Regions from separate parts of the Mus musculus genome. Here region 1 is linked to region 2. The links are chromatin loops, found by intact Hi-C in ENCODE. Cell type or tissue: left cerebral cortex. All regions are shown on one strand. Links, peaks and the distances in the headings refer to the core of each region. The heading gives the core; the rest is flanking DNA.

Region 1 (5,387 bases), core at 174-5,173, 560 kb after region 2:
GCACTGTGCTCATTCACCCCGCTTACCATATTTAGGCTCACAAGAACATATGCTCTCAGAAGGACAGAAATGTGAAAACCCAGGAGAAGGCAAGACACAGTGTCTACAGAATTTGTTTTCAAGCACATCTCCTGGTTTCATATCTCCTGGTAAATGATCCAGGATACAAGAATAAATTTGTCATGTATATGAGGAAAAAGGAGATTACAGCCTGCAGTCAGAACAAACAGCGAGTATTGGAAGAACTGTGAGTCTATACAAGGGGATCTGAAACCAAAGAAAGTCTAAGCAAAACCAGAGAGGGGACCATGGGCAGAGGGGTAGACTGGGGGATGGAGCAATTTGGCTTTAGATAAGAGCCATACATTTTTATTCTATGTAATAAGTATTTATTATCAACTTAACAGATCACTACAAAATATATAATTTATGGGTGACATTGATATTAATTGATAAAACACCTCATCACTTTTGTATAAGTTACTAATATATGGATTATTCTTAAAAATATGAATCAGTTTATCTTTTTAAATTATTTCATAAGTCAGAGGAGAGGATAATATCTATGTACAGATGTAGCTAGTGAAATTACAGGAGTGCAGATGTGGTGATCTGTATGTGATTACATTTATGTTCTCTCTGAGAGAAGGAGGAGGTTGTTGAAAGGAACAGGGATAGAAGTGACAGAGATCATGGCTGTGGCCATCACAATGACAAGGCAGATGACAACAGAAGAGGGCTGTGGGTGGAGGGACTGCAGCAGGAAGGGGCAGCATTGGTGAGGAAGAGGCAGGGATGAACCATATAAAAAGAGAAGGCAGAGAGGCCTGGGTGAGCAAGGACAGCCCCATCCAGGGGGCCCCAGTGAAAGGAAACTGAGGAATTACAGCTCCACCAGGAGGCAGTCAGTCTTCAGAGGACAAGCAGAGATGAGGCAGGAGGAGACTCAGAGAGATTACTGGTAGATCAAGGCAAGACTGGTTGACATTTCAGATCTGGGCTGAGTGTCTCCTAAAATATAAATAGGTTTGGAAGCAGCTCCAGATCTGGAGAAACAGAGGGCAATGGAGTGGTGTAAGAGGCCTGGATTTCAGTGGTGGCTAGAACTCAAGGTGGGACAGATTACTCCAGTGTGGGCAGATGTTCGTACAAAGGCCTCCTTCTTAGATCTCCCCAGGTTTCACGATCATCTGATCACACCTCACAGTCTTTCTAGCCCAGACCTTTCAAGGTAGGGCTGTAGCAGCTTCCTGCCTCTTGCCAGTTTCACTGGAAATGATATTCTCAAAACTCATTTGTTTGGGTTCCGTGCAGTTGAAAAACCTGAGCTGCCCTCTCATTCAATGTTTCCTCTTCTAGTGTTTTACATTGTCGAAGTCCAGGGCATCTACTTGCCAGTATGTAGAGGCTAACATTGCTGATAGCCAGGCAAATTAGAAAATCCATGCCCAGGGCATATTCATGGAATGCATAGCCTTACCTCCACAATTCTGGTGATAGATGCCAGGTTCCTCCGGACTTGAAAAAGGCGTGTAGGGGGAGCCGGTGCCTGCCCTTCTTTCTTGGATGTCCCATTCTTATAAATAATGAGTGGTTTGTCTTTGAACAAACTCAGCAGGTGAGCAGGCTCTTTGCCTTGAGAGACACGGACCTGGGTGCACAGGGCAGGGAGACAGAAGTTTGAATTTGAGTTTCCAGAGGCCAGGCAAATGGGAACTCAGGGGCATTCTCAGCTATAGGGGCTTGGGGAATACTGAAAATGACTGACTTTATAAGCGTGGTTCAACAATTACACATCCAAATGGGTGAGCGGCTACCTGAGAAGTATCTTCTGGCATGGTAGCACAGTTTGGGAAGTGTAGGAAGGAGTGCTGAAAACAACCAATATGCTACATAACCTTCAAAAAAGGGCAATTGCCTATGAGAGGCTCAGGGGCACGTCTTAAGGTCGGTACTTTACTCCAAAGGAGAGTAGAGTGGAAAACGGGTGGATTGAATTGCTTAATAATTTGCTTAAGTGCTTCTAAGTTACTTCACCAAAAACACTTACAAGAGCAATGCGATTTAAAAATAATTATTGTGAACCACTGCCATCTAGTGATTCACAAAGAAACTAATATTTCATCAACTTTAGGATTCAGCTGGCTAATTCCTAGAAATTCGTTAGTTGTACATTATCTATCTGTGAAATTTCAAAACACAATGTATAGCTGTCAAAGATTTTGAATCATTTGTGAGGAACAGCTTTAAGCTCAACTACATAGGCTCTTCTTAGCTAATTAATATTCTATCCCAACAACTGAAATATTTGATTAGGAATGGAGTTGTGTGTACCCGAAGAACCCAACCATTTTATTAATCGAGTTCGTTTATCAGCATGGTTGATGACGCATATGTATCTATTAATGTATGTATCTGTGTGTATCTATGAATTCATACCAAGATGGAAAGAAGCCAGCTGGAGACCAAGTTCAGCCTCCACATCATCAATCTTACGTTGTAAAGTATCTGCCTCGCCTTTCTGCTTAATCATTACACTTGAAATCCAGAGCTCACATTTATAAAGGTTTGAAAACCAAACATCTTTTAGGTCATACAGAACCTGGGTTCACTTGACATCACACATGAGGTAGCTAAGCGACACCTCCTTGTGAAGAGAAAACTTCACACTTCATGATGCTGAATCAGAACTGTCATAAGCAGGCCAAGGCAGCTGTCTAGAAGGTGGGTTTTCTTAGCACAAGGGAACAAATGTCATTCCCCCCCAAGCCAGCCAGAGAATGCAGGTAGGTAGTAAGGCAACCAACCCCATTTATAACCCAGTTATAAAGTGAGAGGACATACAAAAGAGAGACAGAGACAGAGATCTCTAGCTAGGTGTAAGGCCAAGGAACACCTACCTCTCTGCCAATAGTAAGAGCAGACAGACATGCTGCAGATAGAGAGGAAGGAATTAAATAGGCAAAAAACATACATTTCTCGGAGATACTAGTAGCGGTCATGAAATGTGGTGGACACTCCAGCATAAGAGGAAAAGCTGACTTAAAGAAAGAATGTTGACACTGAAACTCACTGGAATTGGCCCCTTAGACACAGCGTAGACATGCCAACCTACTACTTATACTGTCTGCATATTGTCAAACATTCGTTGCTGTCCCCTCTCATAGAAACAAACTGTGTGCTTCTTGCCTACGCAGAAAATGCTCTGCCAATAAACGTGTTGCAGAAGGAAAAAAAAAAAGAAACTGTGTGTATGTGTGTACATGTGTGTGCACATGTGAGTGTGTGTATATGTGTGTGTACATATGTGTACATGTGGGTGTGTGCGTGTGTGTATATATATATATGTATATATACACACACATGTGTGTATGTGTGTGCATATGAATATATACACGTGTGTATGAATATATATGTGTGTATGCCTGCGTATGTACATGTGTGTGTGCATGCATGTGTGCATGTGTGTATGTGTATGTATGTATGTATGTATGTATGTATGTGAGTGTGTGATTTTTGACACAGGGTTCAGTCATTCTCAAGATTTGTTTTGATTTTTTTTAATTTTAGAAATACCAACTGATCCACTCCTTCCCCCGGCCCCCCTCACTGCACTTCTCTTCCTTTGTGTCTCTTTTCCTCTCCCCTGTGCCTCCCTTTCCTTCCTTCCTTTGTTCTATCCCCTCCCTGCTCACTTTTGTTTTCTTTTTCCTGCCTGATATTTCCATCACTTTTGGCCAATGGATTTTGTTTCAAGCAAGATTCTGATCCCTACGAGGGAAAATATGGATTCACGTGTCTATCAAGGTTGATTTTTTGGCTTGCCCATGTGAACCATAACTTAGGGATTTCTATGACTGGAAATGTATAAAATATTGTTCTATGTTTTTACTTATGTTTTACAGTTACCTATTGTTGTAGATGGCTGAAAATTGTCCAGTTGTGCTTGCTTTGTACTGTTGCTACTGTAGTAATTAGCATACAAAAATTCATCTTCTTACACTTCATAGTATTACCCTAATTTAGTCACTGGTTAAATCTACAGGAGTTCCCTCTCTGGGTTAGAAGCTGCTGAGCGCAGCATGATGACTGGAATGAGAGGGGGTCCCATACGCTTACATCTTTAAATGCTTGGCCCCCTGCTAGTGAAACTGTTTGGAAAGAATTAGGAGTTGTGGCCTAGTTAGAGAAGATAAGTTGGAAGGGGTCTTTGAGCTTTCAAAAGCCCATGCCAGGTCCAGTCTCACTCTCTCTGACTACTACCAGTGGATTAGGATGTTAACTCTTCACCCCTTCTCCAGCACCAAGCCTGCCTGCCTGCTACCATGCTTTCCATCATGATGGTCATGCCCTCATTCTTTGAACCTGTAAGCAAACATCTAGTTAAATGCTTCCTTTTATAAGTCACCTTGGTCATGCTGTCTCTTCCTCAACAAACTAACAGAACAGTAACTAAGATGCAGGGACTCACTGATGTATTCTTTCCCTTGCCGTTTTCAGCTCATCAAGGTTGCCTATATTCTTTTTTGCGTCCCTTTTTCCCCTAAAGCCAGCAGTGGTCCATGGAGTCTTCATCACCTTACATCACTCTCATTCTGCCCCTCTCCCTAGTTGACTCCTAAGGACACTGTTGAGTGCTTTGCATCACCCAGTAATCCCAGATCATCTCCCTAACTTGAGGTCAGCTGAGGAGCAACTACGGTTCTGTCTTCAATTTTCATTCTCCTTTGTTTTGTAATATAACATTTTCAAAGGGTCTCTGGGTAAGGATGTTCTCATATCAACACACAAGTCTGTCTATTAAAACCGTTCGCAGCTGGAAATGTCCAATAACTGTGGCTTATGGTGGGTTCTAAAGAGAAGAGCTCTCTTTGCTTTCTCCTTGGACTCTTCAATTATTAGTTTATTTATGTTTTTATTCTATTTTTCAGAGGCTTCCTCTTCTCCAGAATCTTGATGACGAGTGTGTTATAGAATATTGAATTTCGAAATAAAAAGAAATCAACCTTAAAATTCCAAGATCCCTTCTGGATGTGGGAAGTATGCTTTCATCAGGAAGAGGGCTGGGAAGATGGGGACCTGCATGAGTTGGGAAAGTAAGTAAAGTATACCCACCTGCACAGCCTGCCCTCCAAGGGACCGGTCCAACTGGACAGTCAGAAACGCGGACATGGTCAGTTCATCTCTGGTAGCATTTGCTCCTTGCCTAGAGGAGTGTCAACAAATCACACCGGCTTGTAGTTAAGTTTTAATACCCTCTCATGCAGCCATTTCAAAAAGAGACTTGATATTGTAATATAGCAAAAAGAAGCCAACAGTTCAGCATGACCAGAGCAATCAAAGCTACTGCTGTTTTCTAAATACTAATCCTGGACTGCCCTGTGTAT
Region 2 (5,387 bases), core at 182-5,181:
AAATGCCCTTGCTCTATAAGAGATAATGATGCTTCATTCTGCTAAGAAAATGAGAATACAAGTTATGCATCAAGGGGAAATGGTCCAAACCCACAAGCCTGGGAGAAGACCAGCATGAAGACTCTATCATGAACTCTAACAACACATCCAGGGCGGAGGGGGGTGGGGTTACAGGGAACTTTCTGGATAGCATTTGAAATGTAAATAAAGAAAATATCTAATAAAAAAACTATGGATTTAACAAGAAATAAAATGGAACATGACACATATTAGTTTGCCAACGACCCTGTGAATGGCCCCACACCTATGTGCTTGTGGGCAGCATTAATTGGCCTCAGGAGGTTATTAATAGAAATAAAGAAAGAAGTCATGAGGTCGGGAAAGAGGTGTGGGGTAGGAGCAACAAAAGGAGTTGGAGGGAGGTTAGTGATGGATGGGTTTGATCAAAAGTCATTGTATAACTATATGGCATTGTCAAAAAACAAAAATATTATTTAAAAAGAAAAAAAAGAACAAAGCATCTGGTTGATGGATAAAACATGGCACCAACGTGTCAGTGATGAGGATACAAGATGTCTAGTGGGACAGGAACGGTGTTCAAAGTCAGCCACTAGGAAAGCACAAACCAAACTACAAGGAGACAGCATACACATTCATACAAATGACAAATGTCAACACAATTGCCATCTAATATGCAGAGAAACTGATCAACTAATATATAAAAATTTGGCCATTTTTCATAACCAAATTATCTAAGTTTACTTCCCAGATGACATGATAAAATACCAACTAAATGCAACTTGGAGAAAAAAAAAGAGTCATTTCATTTTACAATTTATAATCTATCACTGCGAGACAGCAACTCAAGGAGAAACCATAGGAAACTCTTCTTAGTTTTTCTGAATCGTGTTCAACTCCTTTTCTTTTACTACTCGGGGCACTGCCCAAAGTGAGCTGGGACTCCTGCATCCATTAGAAATTAAGAAAATGTGCTATATACAATGGTAACACAAATGTTATAGAGGTGACCACCGACCCTTTAATTAGATTTAAGGCCCATTTCATGAGATGAAATCGCACATGATACTGTTAAAAGGGCCAAGAACATGAGACTATATAGGTCACAGGCCCTAAAGAAAGCCTAATACTCTTGTTTTGCCAAAGGAGCATAGAAAGAAAATGATTCCTAATGACACATTGCTATACCCACAGATTGGTGAATCACTTAACTCACATCACAGAAGTTCCTTCTGACAATAGATAATAGTGAGTCCAAAGACCCGTAAGTGGACAATGTGCAGAGAGTAAGAGATGTTAGAGAACTTAACCCTAAATAGTATGTCTCTATTAAATTTCTCCCCTCATGGACCAAAGGTCAAAGAGGAAAAGGAGGAGGAGGAAGAGGAAGAGGAGAAGGAAGAGATGGAAAGATTGTAAAAGCCCAAGATGGGGAGATGACTCCAAGGAAACTCTCCTCCAGACACAAGAGTACTGATGCACATGTGAACGTACATAAAATATAAAACATAAAATAGAGGTAAGGGTGGTGGAGAGAGCATGAAAAGGCTATGAGAGGGTAGCATGAATAGATAGAGATGAAACTTCTATCTATTGACTTTCTTGGTGGATCCATGAATTTCTACATATGATATCATTCCATAAATTTCACGGACACACTGTACAAGTGAATCTAGGGTAATCTGAATAAGGCTGATTCATGAATAAGGCAACATTCATGTCCTGGTTATTATATTGTGTTAGAGTTTTTTGTGATGTTACCCTTGAAGAAGACCAATAAATAACAAATAAAGCTCTGTCTGTGTTGTTACTTACAATTGCTCATGAACCCGCAACTATCTCAAGATAAAATGTTCATTCTTTAAGAGCATGGTTCTGCCACCTAGCGACTACAAACTAGCAATGTGATTTAAAGGGTGAAAAGAGCAGAGGGGTTATCCTATTTTAGGGCATTTCAAATAATCTGGCCTATGTACTTTCACATACTTGAAAACATTACATGCTTATAGCACTACATTCTTGCTATAAAAATCAGGAATTTTTATCACTTCAAATTAAAACGGAAAATGTTTGAACTGAATGTTGTAGTTTTACACACCATGGTTGAAGAGTTGAGTGCAAAGAGAGGGTGGTGTCTGGATTAGTGGAAATGCCTAAGATTTCCAACTGTTGCTCTGTGATTAAGTTCCGATTCTGCATGTGCGGTGGAGCCAAAAGCCAATGGTAAATGGGGGTTTGGGAAGGAGCTGTCAAAATCCAGACTGCTGTGTTGTCGGTATGAACTAAGGAAATAAGGAAGCCAGTATGATTGTTGATTGCTTTATCAGTTACTCACAATCTGTGTGTTGTCTGTGTATATAAGCAGGGTCTGAAGGGACTCTAGGGATCCCTGCACCCTTTGCTGACCAGACAGGAAGGAGAAAGCGAAACTTGCACTTGTCAATTAAAGGCTGTGATTTACAGCTGACCTCTCTGCCATTTCTGGTATTTGGTGACGACAGCAAGGACGGAAGAAAGACAGAAGCCATTTCCACTCCAGAGGCAGAAAGAAAAAAGTAGGTATTGGCTGAAAGCACTTTGTGTACCTACGTTGACTCTACATTTCACAATATCATTTTTAGCATGGACAGAGTCATGTTACAGATAGAAGAAAAAGACAATAATAAGTAGATAGATAGATAGATAGATAGATAGATAGATAGATAGATAGATCCACAGATGCAAACTGTAATAACTGTAATACAAGAAGGCAGACAGTAATTTCGAAATGGGTGCATTAGGCTTTGATAAGTTTGGGTTTTTTTTTTTTTGTTTGGTTGGTTTTTTGTTTTGTTTTGTTTTGTTTGTTTTTTTGAGAGGCAAAGAAGAAATCATGTTTTCACCCTTTAAATCACTTCATTGGCTTGTAGTCTTTTAAAACATGGCACTCCTTAACTAGGCATCTAAATGGCACATAAGGCTTCCATAGACAATACCTTCCGATGTATGCTTTCATGTGGCCACTAGGTGTCAGCGTAGTACAACAGAACCTGTGCTTCCTACTTAAAGCGTTCCCACTCTACAGCAACATCTTTCACTCAGCAGTGCGACCAATTGACAGGCATACATGGAATAAAAAAATCTCGTTTCCTTTGGGGCTATCTCATTCACCAGTGACTTTTCGGGAAATTTTCCGTTAATAAGTGCACACATTGCAATCAAGGATCTTCTTCTAAAAGCTGTGAGAGCGAGTTTGCAAGGCGGTGCATGCCTATAATCCCAGCATTCAAGTCTGCTCTACTCCAGTCCTATCGCAGAGAAAATAATGCCTAGAGCAATGGGAGTCCCTGAGAAGGGACAGATCGCAGCTCCTGTGGGGAGATTCCTTGGAGAGAAGAGAACAGGAGAGTGAGCACAGGACTGATTCAGTGAGCGCCTGCAGTCTCGCAAATTCTCCCCACTGAGAAGCCCATGGAGTTTGTACCCTTTCTTCCCTGCCTGCTGCTCCTTGTAACAAAGCAGGCCTGGAACACACTGTGTACCACATTGTTTCTAGAACACCACTCATTTGAATGACAGGTGACTGGGCCTCTAAGGGAAAGGGACTCCTTTGTGACTACTCACCTGCTCCTCCATCTAGAGTCAGCCTGTCATTTCTTTGAACCTAGAATGTAAAACACCAAATCAGTTCTACTTCTTTCTGTGGGGCTTTGGTCCCACAGTTGAGTTGTGCCTGAGGAAAATCTCCAGAAACAGTTTTCAGGAAAGTGAATCAAGTAGGGAAAGTGGAGCAACAACCACGCAGGCTTTCCATTTGATTTGCTTCACAGTGGATTGGGAAGTGGGGGAACGGCAAGTTCTCCCACCTTTGCTTGTGAGCTCTTCCCAGGCATTGTGCGAGACTCCAGAGCACTCTCTGAGCATCAAGGCTCCGGTCGGCTGTGACAATTCACCCAGAGCAGTGAACCTATGGACATGACCACACAAGGCTCAGAACTGTCTGGGTACCACAAGTTTTCCTCCTATATAGTATAGTAAATGGCAATCTGACATGGACTGATATGTCACCAGGTGACAGAGCCCAAATTAGCCAATAGTTGGTGGGTGGGTGGCAGCTGCCTTCCTTCACCACAGTATTCATCACAGTACTTGGCACCAGCTGTGGTAGGGGGGTAGGGGGACTTTTATTTACATCAGCTTGTGCTAGGGGGACATTTATTTGCATCACCATATTATCTGTCTAGTCCATCAGTTTCCTCAGTCATGAGAGATAGTGCTAACCTGCTGAAGCATTAAGCTCCTCTGAATGAAGGAGGGGCAGCCATCTACGTTATAGGGTGATGGGGACCTGGCAAGGCTAACAGGGCCACTTGCTTTTGAGCACTTTCTCATTCTGCCTGCCTTTCATTTGCAGTCTTCTAACCATCTCCAGCAGTTTTCTGGCACAGCTTTCTGGGAGCATGATAGAGAATACGAGAGCATAAGTTAGAATGTCTGCATCTACCCGAAACGTTTTAACCTTTTCTAAGATATCCTGAGACGTTCACTTTGACATAAGATTTAAAGGGATTTCTTTGTAAAGACTGTTTCAAGTTCTGTTAATCTGTACTATCTATAGTGATCAGCACCACAGCCAGTCACTTTAGCTGGAGATAAACAGCCCTGTGGTGCTAGAAATCTGAGCACCACAACAGAAAGGAAAGCTAGTCCTGGGATGGTTTCAGAGACTTTATGATGCCGAATTCTCAACATTTATGTTTTCATTTGTCTTAATATTTTACTGTTCCTATATTATACTACATTTTAAGAAAATCACTTACATTATAAATATTTTTCTAACTTTTGAATGTCAACTTCTTGCTGCTTGGGGGATACTTGGCCACTTCAGCGACAAATTACTCCTTAATATACTGTGCTTATTTAAATATGAAAGCATTAATGTATTTTGACAATTTGACAGGCGAACATGGAATAAATAAACTAAATGGCATGTTTTTCAACTGTGAATTGTGAGATTCCTGCTTTCATCTTAAAATGCTTTATTATATTAATTATATATATACATGTATATATATATATATGTATGCACTATTATTGTCTTTCTACAAAGATGAAATAGATGCTGGTTTAAGAAGTTGGCTGCATGTTTTCTCATACCATCCAACATGAGCAAATAAATTGAATACGTGCTTTGAAAAGCAGAAAGGGTAAGTTGCTATAGACGTAAAATGGAACATCCTCAACAGAGACTCCATAACCATAGCACAGCTGGCATGCCCTAAAGAGAACCTGCCATCTTCTGCTACATATGCAACTAGAAACACAGTTCTGGTGGGTACTGGTTAGTTCATATTGTTGATCATCCTCTAGGGTTGCAGACCCCTTTAGCT

Evidence for each region. Hi-C counts contacts between places; a loop is a spot of excess contacts. Peaks named below come from ENCODE experiments on the same cell type or tissue, not always from the same donor. Only the 100,000 strongest peaks of a DNase experiment are listed, where the experiment ranks them.
Region 1: it touches region 2 in a loop (6-fold over the local background); 21 of 42 quality-filtered maps call a loop at or near these places.

What each region holds. Positions count from the first base shown.
Region 1 is chr12:40,071,822-40,077,208 of GRCm38, forward strand. It overlaps Scin (scinderin), which reads right to left. Exons shown (of 16, transcript NM_001146196.1): 10 at 5,116-5,206; 11 at 1,481-1,651. Among named protein-coding and RNA genes, the nearest start is that of Arl4aos, 36 kb to the left of the region's middle. In left cerebral cortex, for the core only: a CTCF peak has its summit at 2,111 (motif pointing left); a DNase peak (open chromatin) is centred at 1,964.
Region 2 is chr12:39,507,115-39,512,501 of GRCm38, forward strand. Gm34923 (a long non-coding RNA gene) reads right to left here. Exons shown (of 3, transcript XR_381461.2): 2 at 3,622-3,661. Among named protein-coding and RNA genes, the nearest start is that of Gm34923, 17 kb to the right of the region's middle. In left cerebral cortex, for the core only: CTCF peaks have their summits at 1,895 and 3,027 (motif pointing right); a DNase peak (open chromatin) is centred at 3,057; H3K4me3 peaks cover 395 bases.